Linked DNA regions of Homo sapiens: all the other regions are linked to region 1. Evidence: chromatin loops called from intact Hi-C (ENCODE). Cell type or tissue: IMR-90. All regions are shown on one strand.

Region 1 (8,000 bases):
TGTGTGTGTATATATATGTGTGTGTGTGTGTGTGTGTGTGTGTGTGTGTGTATATATATATATATATATATATATTTTTAGATGGAGTCTCGCTCTGTCGCCCAGGCTGGACAGGCTGGAGTGCAGTGTCAGGATCTCGGCTCACCGCAACCTCCACCTCCCGGGTTCAAGCAATTCTCCTGTCTCAGCCTCCCGAGTAGCTGGGACTACAGGCCATTATGCCCAGCTAATTTTTGTATTTTTAGTAGAGACGGGGTTTCACCTTGTTGGTCAGGCTGGTCTCAAACTCCTGACCCCAAGTGGTCCACCTGCCTCGGCCTCCCAAAGTGCTGGGATTACAGGTGTGAGCCACTGCGCCCGGCCCCCACCAATTCTTTTTTTTTTTTTTGAGATGGAGTCTTGCTCTCTTGCCCAGGCTGGGTGCAATGGCTAAATCTTGGTTCACTGCAACCTCTGCCTCCCAGGTTCAAGGGACTTGGAGGCATCCCTGCCTCCTGCCTCAGCCTTCCGAGTAGCTGGGATTACAGGCATGCGCCACCACACCCGGCTAATTTTTTTGTATTTATAGTAGAGACAGGGATTCACCATGTTGGCCAGGCTGGTCTCGAACTCCTGACCTCAAGTGATCTGCCCGCCTTAGCTTCCCACAGTGCTGGGATTACAGGCGTGAGCCACTACACCCTACCGGAATATCTTTTTATTAGGGAAGAGGGTTGCTTTCTGGCTCACCTATAATCTTCTATAATTATTGACAATGACACTGCCTCTTGGATCATGTTTCCCTTGCTTGGTCCCTGGGTGAAGAGGACAGTCCCAGCGAGTGTATACATGGACTCCTGGTTCCCTATAATACTATGAGTTATGCTCCTTATCAACAGGATACCATGCTCTAGAGACAATGATTAGAAGTCTATCCTTTTGGCTGGGCGCCGTGACTCACGCCTGTAATCCCAGCACTTTGAGAGGCCGAGGCAGGCGGATCACGAGGTCAAGAGATCGAGACCATCCAGGCCAACGTGGTGAAACCCCGTCTCTACTAAAAATAAAAAAATTAGCTGAGCATGGTGGTGCGTGCCTGTAGTCCCCGCTACTCAGGAGGCTGAGGCAGAAGAATCCCTTGAACCTGGGAGGCGAAAGTTGCAGTGAGCCGAGATCACGCCACTGCACTCCAGCCTGGCGACAGAGTGAGACTGTCTCAAAAAAAAAAAAAAAAAGTCTCTCCTTTCCTTTAGCTACCACAGCCAATGAGATGGCACAACTCCTAGGTCAGCAGATCAGACTCTTATTTAGAGTGAGACCCGTCTTCAAAAAAACAAACAAAAAACTCAAAAACTAGTGCAGCATGCTCTGATATTCTGCCCAGTCATCAGCCCTGTGTGCATAAGGTTATTCATCACAGGATGGTTTGTGATAGCGTCAGTCTGGAAACAATTCAAATGTCTATTACTAAGGAAGGGACTGGTGAAATTAACTACAGAACATCCTCACCATGGAATACTAGGCAGCTGACAAACGAACAAACTCCACACACACACAAAACAAGAAAGCTCTTTATGGACTGACATAAGCTACAAAATACATTGTTAAATGAAAAAGGCAAGATGCAGAACAGAGTATACTCTCCTTTGAGTAAAAGGGTGGAATAACATTTGATACTTGCTTTATTTATATGAAATAGACACCTAGGAAACTAATAAAATTGACTTATAGTGGATGGATGAGGTGGACAATGGAATAAAGATAGAAGTAGAAGTAGCAGGGAGACTTTGTTTATTTTGAGACAAGGGCTCACTGTTGCCCAGGCTGGAGTGTGGTGACACGATTGTGGCTCTCTACAGTCTTGACCTCCCAGGGTCCAGCGATCCTTCCACCTCAGCCTCCTGAGTAGTTGGGACTACAGGCACATGCCACCACACCTGGCTAATTTTTTGCTCATTTTTTAGAGACAAGGTCTCACTATATTGCCCAGGCTGGTCTTGAACTCATGGACTCAAGTAATCCTCCCGCCTTGGCCTCCGAAATTATTAGGATTACAGGTGTCAGCCACAGTGCCCAGCTGAGACTTCTTAAGGGATATCAATTCTTTGAAGAAATAGTTGATTTCTTGAATGACGCGAATATATTACTTGGCCAAAATATTAAGTAGAAGAAAAAATGTGTTGAGTTAATGAAGGCTCTGTGTAACCCTAAGGAACTTATTTTCCCAATTCCCACCTCAGTTTCCCCAAATAAACTGGAGGACCACTGAGGGCTCCCCCTCTTTGGCTCCCAGACTTTGGGTACAGGCCCTTAGGACTCCAGTCTGTATCTCTGACCCCAGCCCTGACAGAGGTTCAGAAGGGGTCTGCCTCATTTCGTGTGCCTCCCTCCTCCTAAATCACAGTCAGGGCTGTCAGCACTTTAGTCCCTGTCCTGCTCCCTGGAGCCACTGAGCCAGGTGGAGAACACCTGGTCCTGCAGCGGATGGAGAGAGAGAGATCACATGGAGGAGGCTAACTCAGCTCTGTGCTGTGCCTGGAGGTCGCGTCTGTACTCACTGCTCAGAGCACACTACTGCCAGGGTTGGGTCTGCAGTGGGGCCTTGGAGCTCTCTTTATATCTCACCCCTCACCTTCTAAATGGCAGGTTATGATTTCCTAATATGCTGTGACAGAGCTGAACCCTCCATCCCAGCTGCAGGCACCTGCCTCTGTGGAGTGGCTACTCTAGGCTAGGTACTTCAGCATATTCTCTCTTTTCATCCTCCTGCAGTCCAATTTGGCAGATAAGGAAACTGAGGCCTAGGGAGGTTCTGGGCTCCTGCAGAGCTAGGGGAGGAGGAAGGAAGCAAAGACTAATCAGGCATCCCTTAATTGGACTTGCCTGGGAGGCAGGCACTGGGCCTGAGTAGAGGGTGCTGGGAGCTGAGTGTGGTCAGAATACAGGGAACAGAAAGGCTCAGGGTGACCAAGGCTGAATGGGGGTGGGGCAGGGTCCCTGAGGACAGGGCTGAAGCACTTGGACAACTGACTACAGTGGGGCATTTTCAGGTCTGGGCTTGTGGAGTGGACAGCTGAGGTCCCTGAGTGGGGGCACAGGATGGCTGGAGGGGTTGGGGAGAAGGTGGTGAACCTTGGAGGAATCCAGGAGGGAGATGATGTGACGTCATCTAGGGATGCAGGGGGTGCGAGAGGGGCAAGAAGCAGCAGCACTTGGTGACTGATGGGATATAGAGGTTAGGGAGAAGGCGGGGTGAGAGTGATGACTAACATTTATTGGACACTTTGTATGTGCGTGGCTCAGTAGCAAGTGTTTCCCATTTGTCACAGCACTTAATCCTCAAAACATCCTAATAGTGTTGGTTCTATTGTCACCCCCATCTAACAGATGGGGACTGTGACTCAGCGGTGAGAGTCTTAGCAGAGGTCACAAGCCAGTCCTCAAGTCCCTGGGAACCACTTGGTTCCCACCGTCATCTCCCCCGAGATGCTAGGCTGTTTGTGTCCACCAGGGGGCAGAGAGAGGCCGGGAATTTGAACGGGACCCACGTTTTCCTGCGCTTCCCTTAGCCTTGGCTGTGGTCAGAGATCTTGGTGATCAAGGAGTCTGACCCCCTAGTTCTCACTTTACCATAGGGTAAGCTGAGGCCCATGGAGGGACAGTGACCAGCTCAGGTGGTAGAACCAATCAGAGGCGGACGTGGGCCAGAGCCCAAGACTCCAACCCCCCAGCAGCTTAGACCCCAACCCTGGATCAGGTCACCCCAGCACCTGGGGGGTGGCAGCGGCGACGGGGGCCATGGATTCCGGCCCCAGCCTGTGAATTCCACAGACACCGCGGCTCCACACAACCCACACCCCACTGCACACAGAAAGGATACGGCTGACGCTTCGTGAGCGATGCTGGTTGTCACCAAGTCACTGGTGAAACTGGGAGAGCGCCCCTGGTGAGACGGTGTGAGGATTCATGCAAAGCACGTGACAGAGGGAGTTTCAGGAAGTGAAGCTGTCCTGTGTTGCTGCTGTTTTATTAGTAACAGCAAGCTGCCCAGGCCCACACGAGGCAGGTGTGTCTCATGAGTGTTCTACGGGAGAGGAAGTGAGGCTTAGAGGCCCAAGCCAGGAGTGGAGGAGCTGCGGCTACGGGCTACGGTGCCCATGCCCACACCTGCCTCAGGAGCGCCCTCTTCCTTTGGATGATTCTTTTTTATAGACAGGGTCTTGCTCTGTCGCCCAAGCTGGAGTGCGGTGGTGCAATCATGGCTCCCTGCAGACTTGACCTCTTGGGCTCAGCTTCCCAAGTATCTGGACTACAAGCATGCACCACCACACCTGGCTGATTTTTAATTTTTTTGTAGAGATAGGGTCTTGCTATGTTGCCCAGGCTGGTCTTGAACTCCTGGACTCAAGTCCTCCTGCCTTGGCCTCCCAAAGTGCTGGGATTACAGGCGTGAGCCACCATGCCCACCCAGCCTGGATGATTCTTTTAGTCCGTCATTCATCCCATGAGCATTTGTGCCACATGTGCTCTGAGCCTGGTTCTGTGGTGGGCACTGGTGCCACCCTGGGCCCTGAGGTGCATGAGGGGGCGGAACAAATGGAAATTGAGGCAGGCTAGGCCTAGAGCCTGTGGGCTTCCTGGGACTGGGCACTGAGCAGTGAGCTCGGGAGACAGAAGGCTGAGCCCAAGGCTGTGGGCTTGTGCCACCTCTGCCTAACCAGGGTTTGTTTACCTTCCACCCAGAATCACATAATGGAGGTCCGTTCCTCCCCTGCACAGCATCCTGCCCTCAGGATAGCCTCAGGGCTACCCACACAGATGGGAGCTGCCTCATCTGGGGCCACTCCAGGGCCGGGGGTTCTGCTGGGAAGAAGGCTCCTACATCCTTGCCCCGCTGTCTGAAGCTGGTTTGGGCCAGTGAAGAGGAGCCTTCCCTGGCCGAACTCCTTTTGTCAGCCCAGGGAATATCCAGGTCAGGGGGTGGGGTTTGGCCTGGGGATCAGGGGCCCAGGGTCATGTTTGGGATTATCCTAACAGGCATTGCACCTGCATAAGACAGTGCAGGATGGGTCTGCACAAGACCATATAGAGGAGAGGTGAGCGGGGTTGAAGGCCAGTCCACACCCTGCTCCACTTGGCACTGCTGGGGGCTGGAGCAGGGCTGTATCAGCCTAGAGGAAACAGGTTCTTATTTCTGAGTCATCATGAGCACCACATAGGTTGGCAGTGCCCTGATGGCAACAGTCCCTAAAGCGCAGGGGTGGAGCAAGGCTTGATGTTGGCCTGGAGCTCCAGGGCCAGTTGCTATTTGAATGAAAGAGTTGCAGCAAGCTGGTCTTTTCCCCAAACCCATGGCCCTCAGGTGTTGCTCAGGAGAAGGAGGGATGGAATTGGCCATGGGCTACCACCTCAGGAGGCTGGACCTCTCAGAGGAGCTTCTAGTGCTTTGCTTAAGATATGTCCGCCAAGACCCATGCCAACACTCTTGGAGTCTCAGGGGCTCCTGACTTTTCATTCTCCCAGGCCCCAGTCCAGACTGACTCTCCCAAACGCCCATTGTGGATTATGTCCAAATTCCTTTGCAGGGCCATTTCTTGTTCACCACAGACACACCTGTGTCCAGAGTGCACATAAGACAAGCCACTGCTCTGAGGGGGAGCTCCTGGCTGGGGGGATTCCAGGACCTAGATCTGTGAAGCCACCTGCCTCGGACATCATGGAGGAGGATGGCAGTGTTCGGAGGCTCAGGAAGCGCAGCACCGTGCCCGGGTGGCAGTTGGCCTGGAGTCTATGCAATGTGGGGTGAACCAGGACCACTCTCTGGGACGTCCACCCAGGAGAGCCAGGAAGGTGTTCCAGGCTGGGCCCCAAGGCCTCTCTGTAGCCTCCTGAGGCCATGTAAGGACCCAACCTGTCCTGGCCCAGAAGTCAGATTCCTCAGCCAAGGAGTTGCAGGGACAAGGAGAGGTGGCCAGTGTGGTGGGAGGACGCCTTTGTTGGTGGGAGGACGCCTTTGTTGGTGGGAGGACGCCTTTGTTGGTGGGAAGACGCCTTTGTTGGTGGGAGGATGCCTTTGTTGGTGGGAGGACGCCTTTGTTGGTGGGAGGATGCCTTTGTTGTAGGTATTTTCTCAACGGTGGGGCTGGGCTGCCTGCCAGGTGCCAGGGCGCGGCTCTGGCCTCCCGCTGCACAACCCACTTTGCCGCCAAGCCCTGTACCCGGCCCAGCAGCTCCTTCCCGCGCTTCCGCTGCCAGTCCCGGGAAAGTGAGAGGCAGGATGTGTTGGGCGGGCTGAGCAGGCTGGTTCCCAGCCCACCTGGCCTCATGCTTCTGGCAAGGATCCTGAGCCTAGACAGGAGAAGGGACTCACTCAGGGCCCTCTTGGTGCTTGGCATTTAGAACTGCATTCTTCCAATTAAAAAATATGTACAAACTTTTGCTCAATAAAATGTGATAAAACTGCAATGCTGAATATGAGCTCATACACTTATTAGCTGTATGTCCACGAACAAGTTACTACTTATCTTCTCTTTAGCTCCATCTCTTTATTGAAAAGCGAGGACAAAAGAAGAAGAAAATGTAAAAATGGGGATGATAGTTGTCCTACCTCATGGGACTATTACGAGGATTTAATGGGTCGTTACATGTAAAGCTCTCAGAACAGTCTTGCACGTGGTGAGGGCTATGGAAATGTCTGCTGTGATCTTGAGCGTGATGGTGACCATCAGTGGGAACAATGCTAACCAAGAATCAGTGGCACAGAACAGAAATTCACTCAGGCAAGCTCCAGCTGAGAGCTTTTAATCACGTCTTCAGAGATGGCACATGGAACCCGAGGGTAGGGGCAGCCAGACCTCAAGAGGCCTGAGAACCAGGATCTGAAGAATGAGAAGCCCGGAAGCTCCTCTCTGTCTCTGGGCCTCACTGTCTCCTATCCACCCTCTTTCTGCACATCTGCTTCACTCTTATACCTCTGAGCAGCACGACTTCCCCCAGTTCTCTCATGGCCAAACATGGCTGGCTCTCAGGTCTCAGGTCAAGTAACCAGAGGAAGCACACTGGCTTCTCTGAATCCCAACAGCAAGATTGTGGGACAGGGAACCCATTGCCCAATTTGGGTCATGCACCCACAGCCCATGGCTGAGGGGCCGCCAGGGACCAGTCCCGTGGTGCCGAGGGAGAGCCTATAGGCTGGGCAGGCATCCCCAGGGGCATCTACTCCAATGGTGCTCTGGGCAGCAAAGAAACCAGTGTGCTAGTCCTGGTGTCACTGCAGGAGATCCCCAGTGTCGCTGGGCCCTTTTCCTCTTCTGTTCACTCTGTGATTGCTATAGTCCCTTGTCACAGCACTCAGGGTGTCTTAAAATTGTTTATGTGTCTGTTTTCCTCACTAGACTGTGATTTTCATTCATTCTCTCAATACAGTAATCACCAAGTACCAGCCATGTGCTCAGGATACAGAGATGAATCCAACTCAGTGCTTGCTGCCTCCGCAGAGGCTCAGTCTGGCTTGGCATGTGGTCATGTGAAACGGATCGTCTCCATGTCTGGTTTCTCCCAAACTCAGGTGCTAGAGACTTTGTTTCCCACAGCATTGACAGTGTCAAGATCCCACTCTTCATGAAGTTTACAAGACTCCTGAGCTGTTATGAAAAGTGAGCGTCCAGGCCAGGCGCAGTGGCTCATGCCTGTAATCCCAGCACTTTGGGATGCTGAGGCGGGTGAGGTCAGGAGTTCAAGGACCTCACCTGAGGTCAGGAGTTCAAGACCAGCCTGGTCAACATAGAGAAACCCTGTCTCTACTAAAAATACAAAAAATAGCTGGGCATAGTGGCGTGCACCTGTAATCCCAGCTACTTGGATGCTGAGGCAGGAGAATCCTTGAACCTGGGAGGTGGAGATTGCAGTGAGCCAAGATGGTGCCATCACACTCCAGCCTGGTTGACAGAACGAGACTCTGTCTCAAAAAAAGAAAAGGAAAGAAAAAGAAGGGAAGGGGAGGGGAGGGGAGGGGGAAGAAA
Region 2 (8,000 bases), 520 kb after region 1:
AACACTTTCTCTGTTATCTAGGCACTGTTCTGTTTAATATAGAAGGTGCAATTATCCTCAGCAAACTCCTGTTGATCCTTAAAGACACCACATCCAGAAAGTCTCTCCAGGATCAACAAGCTGGATTAACACAGAGAACATGAGTGAAAACTATTTTTATTTTTTTATCCTACAAATATTTGTTGAGGACGTTATGTGTCAGGCCTGTAGTGTGAGAAGATAATTAAATGATGTCATCATGAAGGCAGCAGCTAAGAACTACCATTTATTATTATTATTATTATTATTATTATTATTATTATTATTTTCATTATTTGGAACCAAATCTCACTCTGTTGCCCAGGCTGGAGGGCAATGGCACGATCTCAGCTCACTGCAACCTCGGTCTCCTGGGTTCAAGCGATTCTCTGCCTTAGCTTCCCAAGTAGCTGGGACTACAGGCCTGCACCACTACGCCTGGATAATTTTTGTATTTTTAGTAGAGATGGGGTTTCACCATGTTGGCCAGGCTGGTCTTGAACTCCTGATCTCAGGTGATCCACCCGCCTCGGCCTCCCAAAGTGTTGGGATTAGAAGCGTGAGCCACTGCGCCCGGCCGAGAACTACCACTTATTATTAATGGTGATCATTAATTTTTTTTTTTTGAGACGGTGTCTTGCTTTTGTTGCCCAGGCTGGAGTGCAATGGCACGATCTCGGCTCACTGCAACCTCTGCCTCCCGGGTTCAAGCGATTCTCCTGCCTCAGCCTCCCGAGTATCTGGGACTACAGCTGTGTGCCACCAAGCCCAGCTAATTTTTTGTATTTTTAGTAGTGATGGAGTTTCATCCTGTTAGCCAGGATGATCTGGATCCTCTGACCTCGTGATCTGCCTGCCTCGGCCTCCCAAAGTGCTGGGATTACAAGTGTGAACCTCACCCAGCCTATCTTCAGAACTTCTATCAGATTATTTTGAAGGTGTGTGAACATATTTTTATTTGTTTGTTAAACCTTGAAGGTGGATTGGATTTGAGAAATAGCTACTAGTTGTTCAAGACCAAGTTGGGTGAAAGATAATGGGTCAGAAATTATAATCTGGTAGTCCTCAATTTTCTTTGATTTGCTTATAATGTTTTTTGAGATGGAGTCTCACTCTGTTGCCCAGGCTGGAGTGCAGTGGTGTGATCTCGGCTCACTGCAACCTCTGCCTCCTGGGTTCAAGCAATTCTCCTGCCACAGCCTCCAGAGTAGCTGGAATTACAGGCACCCGCCACCATGCCTGGCTAATTTTTTTGTATTTTTCATAGAGACAGGGTTTCACCATGTTGGCCAGGCTGGTCTCGAACTCCTGAACTCAGGTGATCCTCCCGCCTCAGCCTCCCAAAGTTTTGGGATTACAGGCGTGAGCCACCACGCCCAGCAGTGACTGTTAATTTTGTGTACTGATTTTACGTGTCATCTTGACTGGACTAAGGGATATTAGCTGGTAGAACATTATTTCTGGGTGTGCCTTTGAGGGTGTTTCTGGAAGAGTTAACGTTTGAATCAGTAGACTGAGAGCAAAGAAGATCCACCTTCATCTATGTGAGTGGGCAGCATCCAGTCCATTGAGGGCTTGAATAAAAAGGCAGAGGAAGGGTGAATTCTCTCTGTCCTTGAGCTGGGACATCTATTTTCTCCTCCCCTTGGACATCGGAGCTCCTGGTTCTTGAACCGGTTTCCCTCCCCAACCCCACTCTCAGGCCTTCCACTGGGGACTAAATTACGCTACCGGCTTTCCTGGTTCTCAGCTTGCAGACAGTTTATCATTGGACTTCTTGGCCTTTGTAATCGCATGAGCCAACGCCCGTAATAAATTTCCTCTTACGTTATCTATATATATCCTATTGGTTCTGTTTCTCTGGAGAATCCTGACAAATACAACAATAATGCTTATCATTTAAATATTTATATTATCATAATTATTGTGTTTATAACAATATTTATTAAGCACTTGCTATATGACAGATATTGTATCAGTGTGGTACATGCATTTTGTCTTTAACTCCTCACAACCGCTCAACGAGGTAGGTCCCTTGATTATCCTCATTTTATTTATTTATTTATTTTTAATAGAGAAGAGGTCTCACTATGTTGTCCAGGCTGGTCTTGAACTCCTGGGCTCAAGCGATCCTCCCACCTTGGCCTCCCAAAGTGCTGGGATTACAGGCGTGAGCCACTGTGCTGGGCCTATCCTCATTTTATTTACAAGAAGACTGAAGCTTAGAGGTGTGAAGTGATTTCCCCAAGGACACACACCTGTTTTCCCACAGTTTCTAGCTCTGGATAGGTCTCAGTAACATACATTTTCCCCACTTTCCACTACAGCCACAGCATAGGGTTGTGCATTTTAGGATCTGCACAAAAAGGGAGGACAGAGGAGTGGGGCTGAGACCCAGCCTGGAGATGTTTGCCGCAATATTTTATTTTGCTGGTTCTAGCTTTCTTAGAGAACTCTTAGGATCTTCTGTTTGACTTGAGCCCTGGGCTGCTCCAGTTTACACTCCTCAGATCTCTAAATTTATTTATTTATTTATTTATTTTTTGAGACCAGCTCTGACTGTTGCCCAGGCTGGGGTGCAGTGGCGCCATCTCGACTCAGTGCAACCTCTGCCTCGTGGGTTCAAACCTCAGCTCCTGCCTCAGCCTCCTGAGCAGCTGGGATTATAGATGTGCACCACCACGCCCGGCTAATTTTTGTATTTTTAGTAGAGACGGGGTTTCACCCTGTTGGCCAGGCTGATCTCGAACTCCAGGCCTCATGTGATCCACCTGCCTCTGCCTCCCAAAGTGTTGGGATTACCGGCGTGAGCCACGACGCCCGGCCAAATCTCTAATTTCTAACCTTCCAATCTTCCAGTCGTTTCTTCCCACCTCCGATAGGAAGGAGAGGTGGGCTGCAGGGCAGGAAGAAAAGGCCCAGCTCCCTTCCCCACCAGTTGCTCCTTTAGACCGACTCCAGGTGAGCAGTAAATCAGGCTGGCTGGTGCTCTGGCGGCACCTAGTGGTCCTCTGCGGCAGCACACCATGATGACAGCTTGACAAGACGAATTAAAAGCCCCTTTCTCCAGGAGCTGCTAGCGAGATGAAACGGGCATAGAGGCAGATAAAGCACTGTGGGAACCCAGCGAGGGAGCAGTCGTGGTTTCTGGGGAGTTAGAACTTAGAATTTGGATTCAGCTAGACTTGGATCCTGGTTCTACCACATACTGACTGTGACCTTGGGCAAGTCATTTCATCTCTTTAAGCCTCAGTTTCCTCATTTGTGAGATGGGGAGAATAGTGTCTCTTGATGACCATGAAGTACTTAGCACAGTGCCCAGAACGCTTTGGATATTTGTTTTCGGCAGAAGGGAACTTCGTTTTGTTTGTTTGAGATGTAGTTTCGCTCTTTCGCCCAGGCTGGAGTGCAGTGTCGCAATGTCTGCTCACTGCAACCTCTGCCTTCCGGTTTCAAGCGATTCTTCTGCCTCAGCCTCCCAAGTAGCTGGGAATACAGGCGCCCGCCACCACACCCGGTTAATTGGCAGAAGGAACTTTGTAAGAAAGGCAGGGAGTGGGATGAATGTTCAGAAAACAGAGTAGGTGACAGATGATCCCCCTTCCCTGCTAGAGAAGAGCAAACACAGCTGGTCAGTCCCGTGGAGCAAGTTGGGGCAGGGGCTGAGTCTCTTAATTACAGCACAGTGAGACGACCTAGAACCCCTTCCTGGAAACAGCTGCCCATTCTGGGCTGAGCCAGAGTGCTAAACAGGTTTGCTCACCTGGCCTCTGGCTGCCCTCTTATGCCTGGCAGAAAATACCAACCATCAGCTTCCCACAGGTGCTTCTCTCTCCAGCTAGAACAGAGCAACTCCAAACTCCTCAGAATTGCCAATCCTGACCCTGGTTTCATCTGACCTCCCACTTGTTCCATCTGATTCCTTCCCAGTGCTGGTCCAACACTGATAAGCTTTAGTGTCCGCTTACATGAACTACACTCTCCTGGCTTTCCTCCTACCTCTCCAGCTGTTCTTTCTCAGGCCCCTTGCAGATTTCTTTTCTCTGCACACCCTTACTTAGCACTCTACAAGGTCCTGTCCTATCTTCTTATTCTTTATACTCTTCCTGGGCCATCTTATCCATCGGGTTGACTTTAACTGCTGCCTATATGTTTTCCTGAGTCTCAGACCTGCTTATCCAACTGCTTCTCAGATGTTCCACAGGCACCACCAAACTGACATGTCCCAAATGAAATTATCTTCTTGCCCACAAACCTGTTCCTCTTCCTGTGTGGCCTACACAGCCAGTGGTCCCACCCTCTGCCCTATTGCATAAGCCAAAACTATGGATGTCATCCTGGAGAAGAGACTTCCCTCTCTCCTCCCCGAGAAATATTATCGCCTTGTCCCAGTGACTATACCTCATAGGTGTTTAATCCATCCACCTCTCTCCATCCCCACTGCACCTACCTTATTCAGCATACCATCCTCTTTTGCTTGGGGGTATTGCAACTGCCTCTTATTTTAACTCCTTGCTTCCAGTTTTGCTCCATTGTTTTTCCTCTGTGTTCCTTTCTGGAGGCTCAAGGAGATAACTCATTGCCCAGCCTTTCCCACCTTCTAGAGGCTTCCCACATTTCTTGGTTTCCCCTTCCTCCATCTTCAAAACCAACAAAGTTACATCTTACTGACCATACTATAGTAAAATCTCCCTGTGCTTCTCTCTTCTGTCTTCCCCTTCCACTTTTTTTTTTTTTTTTGATGGAGTTTCACTCTTGTTGCCCAGGCTGAAGTACAATGGTGTGATCTCGCCTCACTGCAACCTCCGCCTCCCAGGTTCAAGTGATTCCCCTGCCTCAGCCTCCTGAGTAGCTGGGATTACAGGTGCTTGCCACCACGTCTGGATAATTTTGTATTTTTAGTAGAGACGGGGTTTCACCGTGTTGGCCAAGCTGGTCTTGAACTCCTGACCTCAAGTGATCTGCCTGCGTCAGCCTCCCAAAGTGCTGGGACTACAGGCATGAGCCACCACGCCCGGCCCCCTTTCCACTTTTAAGGACCTTGTGATTATATTGGGCCTATTAGGTAATGTAGGATAATCTCCCTGTCTCATAATCCTTAATTTAATCAATTCTTCAAAGTCCCTTTTTGCCATGTAATGTAACAGATTCACAGGTTCTGGAGGCATCTTTGGTAGATCATTATTCTGCCTACCACAGACCATTCTCTGGCCCCAGTATTCATACCTGTCTCACGAACAAAATGCATTCACCTTATTCCAAGGTCCCTAAAAATCTCAGCCCATTAAAGTATCAACTCAAAGTTCAAAGTCTCATTTAAATCTCATTAGCTCAAGAGTTTCAGATTTATCATGGATATTATCTAAATTAGGTTTTGGATGAGACTCAGCATAATCTATCCTGGGGCAAAGTTTCTCTCCACCTGTGGACGTGTGAAACTAGAAAATAAGCTTCTGCTTCCAAAATACGATACTGGGTCTAGCATAGGATAACACTAATAGACATTCCCATGTAAAAAGAGAGAAAGGAAGAAATAGAGGAGTCACTAGTCCCAAGCAATTTCAAAATTAAGTTAGACAAACTCCATTAGGTTTCAAAGCCTGGAAATAATACTTTGCAGCTCAAAGCTCTGCCCTCTGGGATCACAGCTCTGTCCTCTTAGTCATTCTTCCTTTTTCATGAAAGGTTCAGCACATGGCTGCAGCTGGGTGGTTTTATCAACTTGTTTCCTGCCTGTAGAATTTGGGGGATCTTATAGCCTTCTTTCATTTCATACCCTCTCTATCCTGTACAGTCCAAGCTCAAGTGTTTCTGCTGGTATAAAATTCTCAAGAACCCCGTGGATCTCTCATGTATGTCACTCCATTAGACAAAATGCTCCTTTGCAGATCTTCGCTTGATAAGCCCGTTTCTATTTCTGTCTTCTGTTGAGGTAGCTGAGGGGATATATGAGTCTCACACTTAATCTCTTCAAAAAACCTCTTATGTGACAGAATACTCTGAACTTTTTTTTTTTTTTGACAGTGTCTTGCTCTATTGCCCAGGCTGGAATTCAGTGGTGCAACCACAGTTCACTGCAGCCTTGACTCTCCAGGCTCAAACAATCCTCCCACCTCAGTCTCCCAAATAGCTGAGACTACAGGCAAGCACCACCTACCCAGCTAATTTTTGTTGTTGTTGTTGTTGTTGTTGTTGTTATCTGTAGAAATGAGGTCTCCCTATGTTTCCTCAAGCTGACCTTGAGCTCCTGGGCTCCAGCGATCCTCCCTTCTCAACCTCCTAAAGTGCTGGGATTACAGGCCTGATACTCTGACCTTTTGATCTTTCTGAGGTATTAGCAAAAGGTTGTCCAGCCACGTTCTTGGCTTTTTCTCTAAAGCACACTTTCCTGACAGTGAATTTCATCATTTTAACGTCTTTTGCATCTGAATAGGCTGAGAATTCCCCCAATCATCAAGTTCTGTTTCATTTTTTGTTAAACATTTCTCTCAAATTATCTGTTTCCTCTCACATTTTACTGTAAGCAGCAAGAAGAAACCAGACCACACCCTTCAACACTGCCTGGAAATCTCCTTAGCTAACTACCCAATTTCATTGTTTTTTTGTTGTTGTTGTTTTCTTTTTGAGACAGGGCCCCACTCTGTCACCCAGGTTGGAGTGCAGTGGCACGATCTCGGCTCACTGCAACCTCCACCTCTGGGGTTCAAGCAACTCTCCTGCCTTAGCCTCTCTAGTAGCTGGAACTACAGGTTCCTGCCACCACGCCTAGCTAATTTTGTATTTTTAGTAGAGATGGGGTTTCTCCATGTTGGCCAGGCTAGTCTTGAGCTCCTGACCTCAGGTGATCCACCCGCCTCAGCCTCCCAAAGTGCTGGGATTACAGGCATGAGCCACCTTGCCCGGCCTCAAGTTCATTGTTTATAAATTCTGTGTTTCATATAACTTCAAGGAACTGGATAAGCTTTTTGTCACTATGTACCAAGGATCCTCTTTCCTCCAGTTTCCCCTAACATATTCCCCATTTCTTTCTCAGCCGTCACCCATAGCACCTTTAACAGCCATATTTCTTCCAAGTCCGTTCATGTTCTCTAAATTGGTTGATATTTTCTTGACTCTGCTCATTACTGATTCCAGAGTCCTCACTGTCCAAGCTGTTAGCATTCACATTTCTCCCAGCAGTCTGATCAAGGCCATACAGGCTTTTCCCATCATGCTCCTCAGTGTTTTTCCTGCCTCCTCCCAAAGTTCAGTTCCAAAACCACTTCTACATGTTTAGGTATTTGTTACAGCAGTAACATAATCTGTATTCGTTTTCTGTTACTCCTGTAAGAAATTACCACAAATGTAGTGGCTTAAAACAATACAAATTTCTGGCCAGGAATGGTGGCTCACACCTGTAATCCCGGCACTTTGGGAGGCCAAGGCAGGTGGATCACAAGGTCAAGAGATCGAGACCATCCTGGCCAACATGTTGAAACCTCGTCTCTACTAAATATACAAAAATTAGCTGGGCATGGTGGTGGGTGCCTGTAATCCCAGCTACTTGGGAGGCTGAAGCAGGAGAATCGCTTGAACCCGGGAGGCGGAGGTTGCAGTGAGCCGAGATCACGCCACTGCACTCCAGCCTGGTAATAGAGCGAGACTCCGTCTCAAAAAAAAACAAAAAACAAAACAAAAAAACCCCAACCAAACAAACAAACAAAAAAAACACAATACAAATTTGTTACTTCTAGCTCAGTAGGTAAGAAGTCCGAATGACACGGGGCTAAAATCAAGACGTGAGCAGGGCTGCACCCCTTTCCTGAGGCTCTAGGGAAGAGTCTATTTCCTTTCCTTTTCTCTTTTCTAGAGGCTTTCTGCATTCCTTGGCTTGTGGCTCCCTTCCTCCATCTTCAAAGTTAGCAATGTGACATCTCCTTGACCACTCTTCCACAGTAAAATCTCCTTTGCCTCTCTCTTCTGTCCCTACCTTCCACTTTAAA
Region 3 (8,000 bases), 160 kb after region 1:
AGGCACTGTGTTAAGTGGTCTTACCTTTATTCAACAAATACATACTGGCTGCCTACTATGTGCTAGGCATTGACTGCTCTAGTGAACAAGACAAAAATCTCTGTCCTTAAGGAGCCTGTTATAGGACGTGTGTATCCATCACCTCCCATACCCCTCCAACAACCCTAAGTATCAGGTTCTTAGGGTTCCCCCTCTGCAGGTGAAGAAGTTGAGGTTTCAGCAGGAAGAGTACCTGGCCCAGCTGAAAGGGGCGGAGCTGGGGTTTGAGCCTCAGCATTCCGGCTCCAGAGACTGCACTCTTCATCAGCCTCCTGGCATATAGGACCTCGAGTGTGGCCTGACCCTGCATCTGGGGAAACCAGTGGGCAGGCTGGAGTGAGTCATGCCAGCCCGTCAGCCAGCCCAGGCGAGAGTGTAGATCTAGGGTTTGCAGTACCCTGTGTGCAGCAAGGACAGTAAACAGACCAACCAACAGTTGAAAGTGGGAGTGAGCAAACTCTGTGTCCCGCGGTTCACTTTAGTCCGACAGCAGGGCCAAGATCACGTGAGGAAGGAGGCAGGTGGGGCTGAGGAGGGGTAAGGATGGATGCTTCCTCCAACCCATCTCCTCTCTCTCTTGCAGGGACGAGGCCAGCAGCTCTGGCTGCTCAGAAACAGACTCCACAGAGCTGGCTAGCATCCTCTAGGGCCCGCCACGTTGCCCGAAGCCACCATGCAGAAGGCCACAGAAGGGATCAGGACCTGTCTGCCGGCTTGCTGAGCAGCTGGACTGCAGGTGCTAGGAAGGGAACTGAAGACTCAAGGAGGTGGCCCAGGACACTTGCTGTGCTCACTGTGGGGCCGGCTGCTCTGTGGCCTCCTGCCTCCCCTCTGCCTGCCTGTGGGGCCAAGCCCTGGGGCTGCCACTGTGAATATGCCAAGGACTGATCGGGCCTAGCCCGGAACACTAATGTAGAAACCTTTTTTTTTACAGAGCCTAATTAATAACTTAATGACTGTGTACATAGCAATGTGTGTGTATGTATATGTCTGTGAGCTATTAATGTTATTAATTTTCATAAAAGCTGGAAAGCAGCTGCCTGTTTCTGTCTGTGTCCTCAGCCACTCACTGAGCCCTTCTGCCTTAAGACTCCGTTAGAGAACACACTGAGCCCCAGGTGCTACTGGGTGGGGGCGAACATGTCTGGAGTTGTGGCTGGAGTGCAGTGGCGCAATCTCGGCTCAGGCAATCCTTCCTTCTGCTTCACCCTCTCGAGTAGCTGGGACTACAGGCATGCACCACCACGCCTGGCTGATTTTTAAATTTTTTTGTAGAGATGGAGGTTTCACTATGTTGCCCAGGCCAATCCTTCTCACTGGACTCAAGCAATCCTCCTGCATTAGCCTCCCAAAGTAGTGGGATTACAGGTGTGAACCACTACACCTGGCCTCTTGCTAAGTCAAGACTGTTCTTATTTGAAAGATAAGAACACCCTAGTGTAGAGAGGGATTTAGCTAAAGTCACGCAGCCTTTAGTGACCTAACTGGAATTTTATCCCAACTCTGTAAGACTCCAATACCGTAATCGCCACTGTCTACTTCCTTGTGTCTGAGAATGACCAGGGGACCGGCAGACAGATGCTTGCTCTGGGTGTGCCTGTACACTGTGCTTCCTGCCTGGTGCATGCCTGAGCCTGCAGGGCTGGTGGGGCTGGAGGCCTGTGGGGTCCCTGGAGACTGGTGGTTCTTTCTCCACAACTGTTACTGATGGTATTGAAAGGTGAGAATGTACCTGCTGGATGTGTGTATCAGATGAGGGAGGATTTTACCACAGACGCACTGGTGACAAAAAAAAACCAAACACCTCCGGTAGGGAACAGGGTGGTGGGGAAGGCCTAGTTGGGAGCACTTGGCTAACTTCCATGGTATGAATAACTCCCACCATAGCCAATTTCAAGTTATCCATGGTTGTTCATTTGAACATTTCCTAAACATTTAGTAGTTGGCTTTTACAAGCTGGTAGGAGCTTGCCTAACACACCACTGGGTCTCACACTTAGGCCAAGCCCCCAAAATCACAAGAAGGCAAAGCTGGCAGGATCAGGAGCTACTAGTCAAATCTCCTGATTTTATAAATAGATAAATGAGGCCCAGACAAGAGAGGCTCTTAGGCTATTCTGGCTTGGTTCTTACCTTGAGTGTGGGGCTCCGTTTTGGGTGGGAGGGAGGTCCACCATTTTTACTGATGAAGTTCTGCCAGGTTACTTTGATAAATTACATTAAGCGTTACTAACAGGCATGGTTACATGTGTGTAATAAGTATGAATTCAGTTAGTCTTCAGATAGTTGTCAGAACTTCCCTATGAGGAAGGTATTATTGTCATCCTCACGTTAAGAGATAAGGAAACTGACGCAGGGAAAAGTTAAGTAACCTGCTCAAGGTCATTGGACAGTCACTGGAAGAGCTGATACTTGAATCGAGGTTGGCTATAGTGCCTGGGCTCTTAACCACTACTTAAGGCTGTTAGGTGAACCAATGGTTTTGTCAACACCAAGGCAAGTCACACACTGTCTTTGTATCAGCCATCTCATGTCAGGCTGTCTGGGCAAGGCAGGAGCCTAGAGTCTGTTATGGCCTCTGGAGCTGGCCTGCTCAGAGACTCTGAGATAATGTTTATAGAAGCCCACTTATACCTCCTCTCTCCCTCCACTCTAACCAGTAACCACCAAGTCCTGTCTTTAAAAAAAAAAAAAAATTAAAGTTTTCAGCTGGGCGCAGTGGCTCACGCCTGTAATCCCAGCACTTTGGGAGGCCGAGGCGGGCAGATCACCTGAGGTCAGGAGTTCGAGACCAGCCTGGCCAACATGGTGAAACCCCGTCTCTACTAAAAATACAAAAATTAGCCAGGTGTGGTGGTGCATGCCTGTAATCTCAGCTACTCAGGAGGCGGAGGCAGGAGAATCGCTTGAACCCAGGAGGCAGCAGTTGCAGTGAGCTGAGATCGCGCCATTGCACTCCAGCCTGGGGGACAGAGAGAACCAGTCTCAAAACAGAAACAAACCAAAAACCAACAAACAAAAACAAAACTAGCCAGGCGTGGTAGCACATGCCTGTAATCCCAGCTACTTGGGAGGCTGAGGGCAGGAGAATGGCTTGAACCTGGGAGGCGGAGGTTGCAAAGAGCTGAGACCATGCCATTGCACTCCAGCCTGGGCAACAGAGCAAGACTCTGCCTGAAAAAAAAAAAAAAAAAAAATTAAAGTTTTCCAAACCACTCAAGCTTGTTTCTTTCTTAGCCCCACAATTACTTCTCAGGCATTATGCTCTCTTACCTGGGTGAATAGACAAGCATCCTGTCTTGTCTCCTTGACTTTAATTTGATCTCCTCACCTTCTTTCTGCAAACTATCCAAGATAACTCAGTAGCTCTCCTGTTTAGAAACATTTCTGTAAACTGGGTGTAGTGGCTCTGCCTGTAATCCCAGCTACTGGGGAGGCTGAGGTGTGAGGATTACGAGGCCAGGAGTTCAAGACCAGCCTGGGCAACATAATAAGACCCCGATTCTATAAAACAAAAAACAATTAGCCAGGTGTGGTGGCTTGCACCTTGTAGTTCCAGCTACCCAGGCAGCTGAAGCAGGAGGGTCTCTTGAGCCCAGGAATCTGAGGCTGCAGTGACCTATGATTGTGCCACTGCACTCCAGCCTGGGGAACAGAGGGACACCCTGTCTCAAACAAAACAAAAAGTTTCCTAGAAATCCTTCTGTGAGTTCCTGTCTGAGTACCCTACTGACCTCCCCAGGCCCAGATCTAGATGCAGCTCTTTTTGCAGGCCACCTGCGTGACCCTGGTCTTGCAGCTCCTGCTGCAGCTCTACCTGGCAGACACCCATCCAATGTGTCTTGACTCCAGCAAGCCCCTCTGAAGCAGTCCCTACCCCTCTGCCTTTGGGACATCTCAGAGGGATCGTCTCTTTCATCGTGGTCTCCCACACTGAGCCGAGGGCCAGGCATGGTGGGGTGCGGCAGGCACGTGGAGCTGAGTGAATGGGAGCTGTGACCAGAGCAGGCTTTGGCTGGGCATCAGACCCAACTCCCACTGACCCACTGTGACACCTCTCTCCAGGTCACAATTTCCCCAAACTTCCTATGGGGATTTAGACTTTTCATTTTTTCTTTCTTTTTCTTTTTTTTTTTTTTTTTGAGACGGAGTCTCGCTCTGTGGCCCAGGCTGGAGTGCAGTGGCGCCATCTCGGCTCACTGCAAGCTCCGCCTCCCGGGTTCACGCCATTCTCCTGCCTCCGCCTCCGGAGTAGCTGGGACTACAGGCGCCCGCCACGCGCCCGGCTAATTTATTGTATTTTTAGTAGAGACGGGGTTTCACCGTGTTAGCCAGGATGGTCTCGATCTCCTGACCTCGTGATCCGCCCGCCTCGGCCTCCCAAAGTGCTGGGATTACAGGCGTGAGCCACCGCGCCCGGCCAGGGGATTTACACTTGAACACCCTTGCTTCTCTCCAGTTTCACACTCACAGAAAATTGCTCTCCTCTTCCAAGATCCCCTGTTGAATTCTTGGGGACTTCTTTCGGGGTGGGACGGGTGAAGAGGGGAAGCAATGTCTGTTGGGTCATTGGCTACTCTAGGTCCCTTCTGGACAGATCATACCTACTTATTCTTGGGAGAAGAGCCATATTGACTTCCTCTATGCTTGGATCCAGCATTACTACAACAAACCCTGTCTCTCCCTCTTCACTCGGCCCTGCTGCCCTGTCTTGCCAACCTCACAGCCCATCCACACCTCTGGTAAGGACCAGGTGCAGCTTTGGCGCCACCTGCTGGAAGAAAGGAGCAGCACCTCCACGTTTCAAAGAGGAAATTCCAGATCTGACATTGTTTTGGAATATCGATTCCATTGATCCGAACAGATATTTACAATGAGTCTACTATATGCCACACACCAACTAGGCTCTGAGGACAAAGTGGTGAACAAAATAGAGCTTACATTCTCAGTGGAGATCAATGACAAATAAATAATTTCAGATCGTAATAAGCATCATGAAAGAAGCGAGGTGATGTGATGGAGGAAACTGGTACGGAACTACTTTAAGTCAAGTGCTCAGGAAAGAATGTCCTGAGAAAGTAACATTTGGCTGGACACAGTGGCTCATGCCTGTAATCCTAGCACTTTGGGAGGCTGAGGTGGAAGGATCACTTGAGCTCAGGAGTTCGAGACCAGCCTAGGCAATAGAGTGAGACCTCATCTCTACTAAAGATAAAAAATTAAAAAAATTTAAAAAAAGAAAGAAAAAGAAAGTGATCCTCATGAAGGATGAGAATTAGCTAAATGTGAAGAGAGCTTAGAGGGAAAGCATTGCAAGTAGAGGAGACAACGCAGACCCCAAGGCCCCAAAGAGCTTGGAATATCGGAAGGACAGAAAGGAGACCAGTGTGGCCAGAGTGTAGTGAATGAGGCCAGGCACAATTGCTCAAGCCTGTAATCCCAGCACTTTGGGAGGCCGAGGCAGGTGGATTACCTGAGGTCAGGAGTTCGAGACCAGCCTGACCAACATGGTGAAACTCCATCCTACAAAAAATACAAAATTAGCCAGGCGTGGTGGTGCATGCTTGTAATCCCAGCTACTTGGGCAGGAGAATTGCTTGAACCTGGGAGGCGGAGGTTGCGGCGAGCCGAGATCGTGCCATTGCACCCCAGCCTGGGCAACAAGAGTGAAATTCTGTTTCAAAGAAAAAAAGAGAGTATCTCAGGGAGAAGGAACAGCATGTGCTAAAGCCCAGAGGCCAGGGAGATCATGGTGGAGTCAAGGAACAGAAAGGCCAGTGTGCCTGGAGCACAAAGATTGAGGGAATGGGATGCAAGATGAGGCTGAGGATGAAGGCAGAGGCAGATGGTCCACAACATGGCTTCGTGGGTTGTGTTAAGCATTTTGGTCCTTATCCTAAGAGCAGAGGGAGGCCATTGAAGAATTTTAAGCAGGGAAGCCATATGATAGATGAAGAGTTTGGAAAGACCTATCAGCTGCTCTGAGGAGAAAGAATTGAAGAAGGTGAGAAGGGAAGCTGGAAGACGAATGAAGAGGCTTCTCATGTAATGTTCCAAGGATGAGTGGTATTGATGAGTACAAGACGAGTGGAGGCAGTGGAGATAGAAAAGGACTGATTTGGCAGCTGGTAGGACTGGATATAATTGAGATGGAGAGGGAGAGGGGGAGAGAGTATGAAAGTGATGTCTATATTTCTTTTTCTTTTCTTCTTTTCTTTTCTTTTCTGAGCTGGAGTCTCACTCTGTCGCCAGGCTGGAGTGCAGTGGCACAATCTTGGCCCACTGCAACCTCCGCCTCCTGGGTTCAAGTGATTCTCCTGCCTCAGCCTCCCAAGTAGCTGGGATTACAAGCGAGTGCCACTACGCTCAGCTAATTTTTGTATTTTTAGTAGAGACGAGGTTTCACCATCTTGGCCAAGATGGTCTTGATCTCTTGACCTTGTAATCCACCCGCCTTGGCCTCCCAAAGTGCTGGGATTACAGGCATGAACCACTGCACCTGGCCTATATTTCTTTTTTGTTTGTTCGTTTTTAAGAGAACATCTCACTGTCGCCCAGGCAGGAGTGCAGTGGCACGATCATGGCTCACTGCAGCCTCCACCTCCCAAGCTTCAGCGATCCTCCTGTCTCATTTTTTGATTTTTTGTAGAGATAAGGTCTTGCTATGTGGCGAAGCCTGGTCTCGAACTCCTGGGCTCAAGCGATCCTTCCTCCTCAGCCTCCCAAAATGTTGGGATTACAGGTGTGAGCCATGGAGCCCGGCAATGCCTAGATTTCTATCTTGGGAAACAATGAGTAGGACTTCTAAACACAGCAAACATGAGCAAGTTTGGAGGCCAAAAAAATTCATTTGCCACTTGTTTGCAACATTTTCATATAAATAGGGAAGAAATCACACTTAGGAATTCCACTGTCAGGGACAAGCCTACAAACTATCACCACTACTACTATACAACATTTCTTTTTTTTTTTTTTGAGATGGAGTTTCGCTCTTGTTGCCCAGGCTGGAGGGCAGTGGCGAGCGATCTCTGCTCACTGCAACCTACACCTCCTGGGTTCAAACGAGTCTCCTGCCTCAGCCTCCCAAGTAGCTGGGATTATAGGCATGCGCCACCATGCCTGGCTAATTTTGTAGTTTTAATAGAGACGGGGTTTCTCCATGTTGGTCAGGCTGGTCTTGAACTCCTGACCTCAGGTGATCTGCTCACCTTGGCCTCCCAAAGTGCTGGGATTACAAGTATGAGCCACCACGCCCAGCCACTATACATTTCATTGGCCAATATAAACAAGCAATATAAATTGCATTAGATAATGTAATTAGACAAGAAAAAGAAATAAAAATTGGAAAGATATATGTAAAATGTTTAATTTTATTTTATTTATTTTTGTTTTTATACATTTTTTAAAAATAGGGTTTCACCATGTTGCCCAGGTTGGCCTTGAACTCCTGGACTCAAGGGATCCACCTGCCTTTAGCCTCCCCAAATGGGATTACAAGAGTAAGCCACTGCACCCGGCCTGGTAAAATTATCTTTATTTGTCAATGACATGTTTGTATTCCAAGAGAACCCAAGTGAATCAACTGAAAAACTACTATAAACGATGAGAAGTCTCAGTAAGGAAAAAGGGTATAAAATTATTACACAAAAATCAATCCCCTTCATATATACAAACTGCATTAAGCTAAATTGCATTGTTCAATGTAATAACCACACCACATTGCCTATTTAATTTTAAATTTAAAACGAATTGTTGGGAATAATGTTCAAAATCCTAAGGAAATTGAACACTCAAACACAGGATTCTTAGCAAAGCAATTTTACTTCTGCGCAGAGGGGTGCTTCTCCTTGGCCAGTCGCCATGAGAGCACACCTGAACAATGGAGCACAAGAGCCTTTATTCCTGACGCAAGTCCTGCCCCTGTACCCTTTTCCCATTGGCTGGGATCGGGTCGTACACTCT

The links. Hi-C counts contacts between places; a loop is a spot of excess contacts. Peaks named below come from ENCODE experiments on the same cell type or tissue, not always from the same donor. Only the 100,000 strongest peaks of a DNase experiment are listed, where the experiment ranks them.
Region 2: it touches region 1 in a loop (10-fold over the local background); 7 of 110 quality-filtered maps call a loop at or near these places.
Region 3: it touches region 1 in a loop (15-fold over the local background); 102 of 110 quality-filtered maps call a loop at or near these places.

The regions. Positions count from the first base shown.
Region 1 is chr1:39,813,500-39,821,499 of GRCh38, forward strand. LINC02811 (long intergenic non-protein coding RNA 2811) reads right to left here and starts at 3,961. Exons shown (of 4, transcript NR_186710.1): 1 at 3,750-3,961. RefSeq lists enhancers at 3,244-4,239, 4,088-4,257. In IMR-90, a CTCF peak has its summit at 3,474 (motif pointing right); a DNase peak (open chromatin) is centred at 3,352; H3K27me3 peaks cover 783 bases.
Region 2 is chr1:40,335,870-40,343,869 of GRCh38, forward strand. No RefSeq gene overlaps it. Among named protein-coding and RNA genes, the nearest start is that of COL9A2, 23 kb to the left of the region's middle. In IMR-90, a CTCF peak has its summit at 3,022 (motif pointing left); a DNase peak (open chromatin) is centred at 3,042; H3K27me3 peaks cover 505 bases.
Region 3 is chr1:39,968,883-39,976,882 of GRCh38, forward strand. It overlaps MFSD2A (MFSD2 lysolipid transporter A, lysophospholipid), which reads left to right. Exons shown (of 14, transcript NM_032793.5): 14 at 623-1,074. The coding sequence ends at 686. Among named protein-coding and RNA genes, the nearest start is that of MFSD2A, 18 kb to the left of the region's middle. In IMR-90, a CTCF peak has its summit at 4,805 (motif pointing left); no DNase peak of the experiment used is centred here.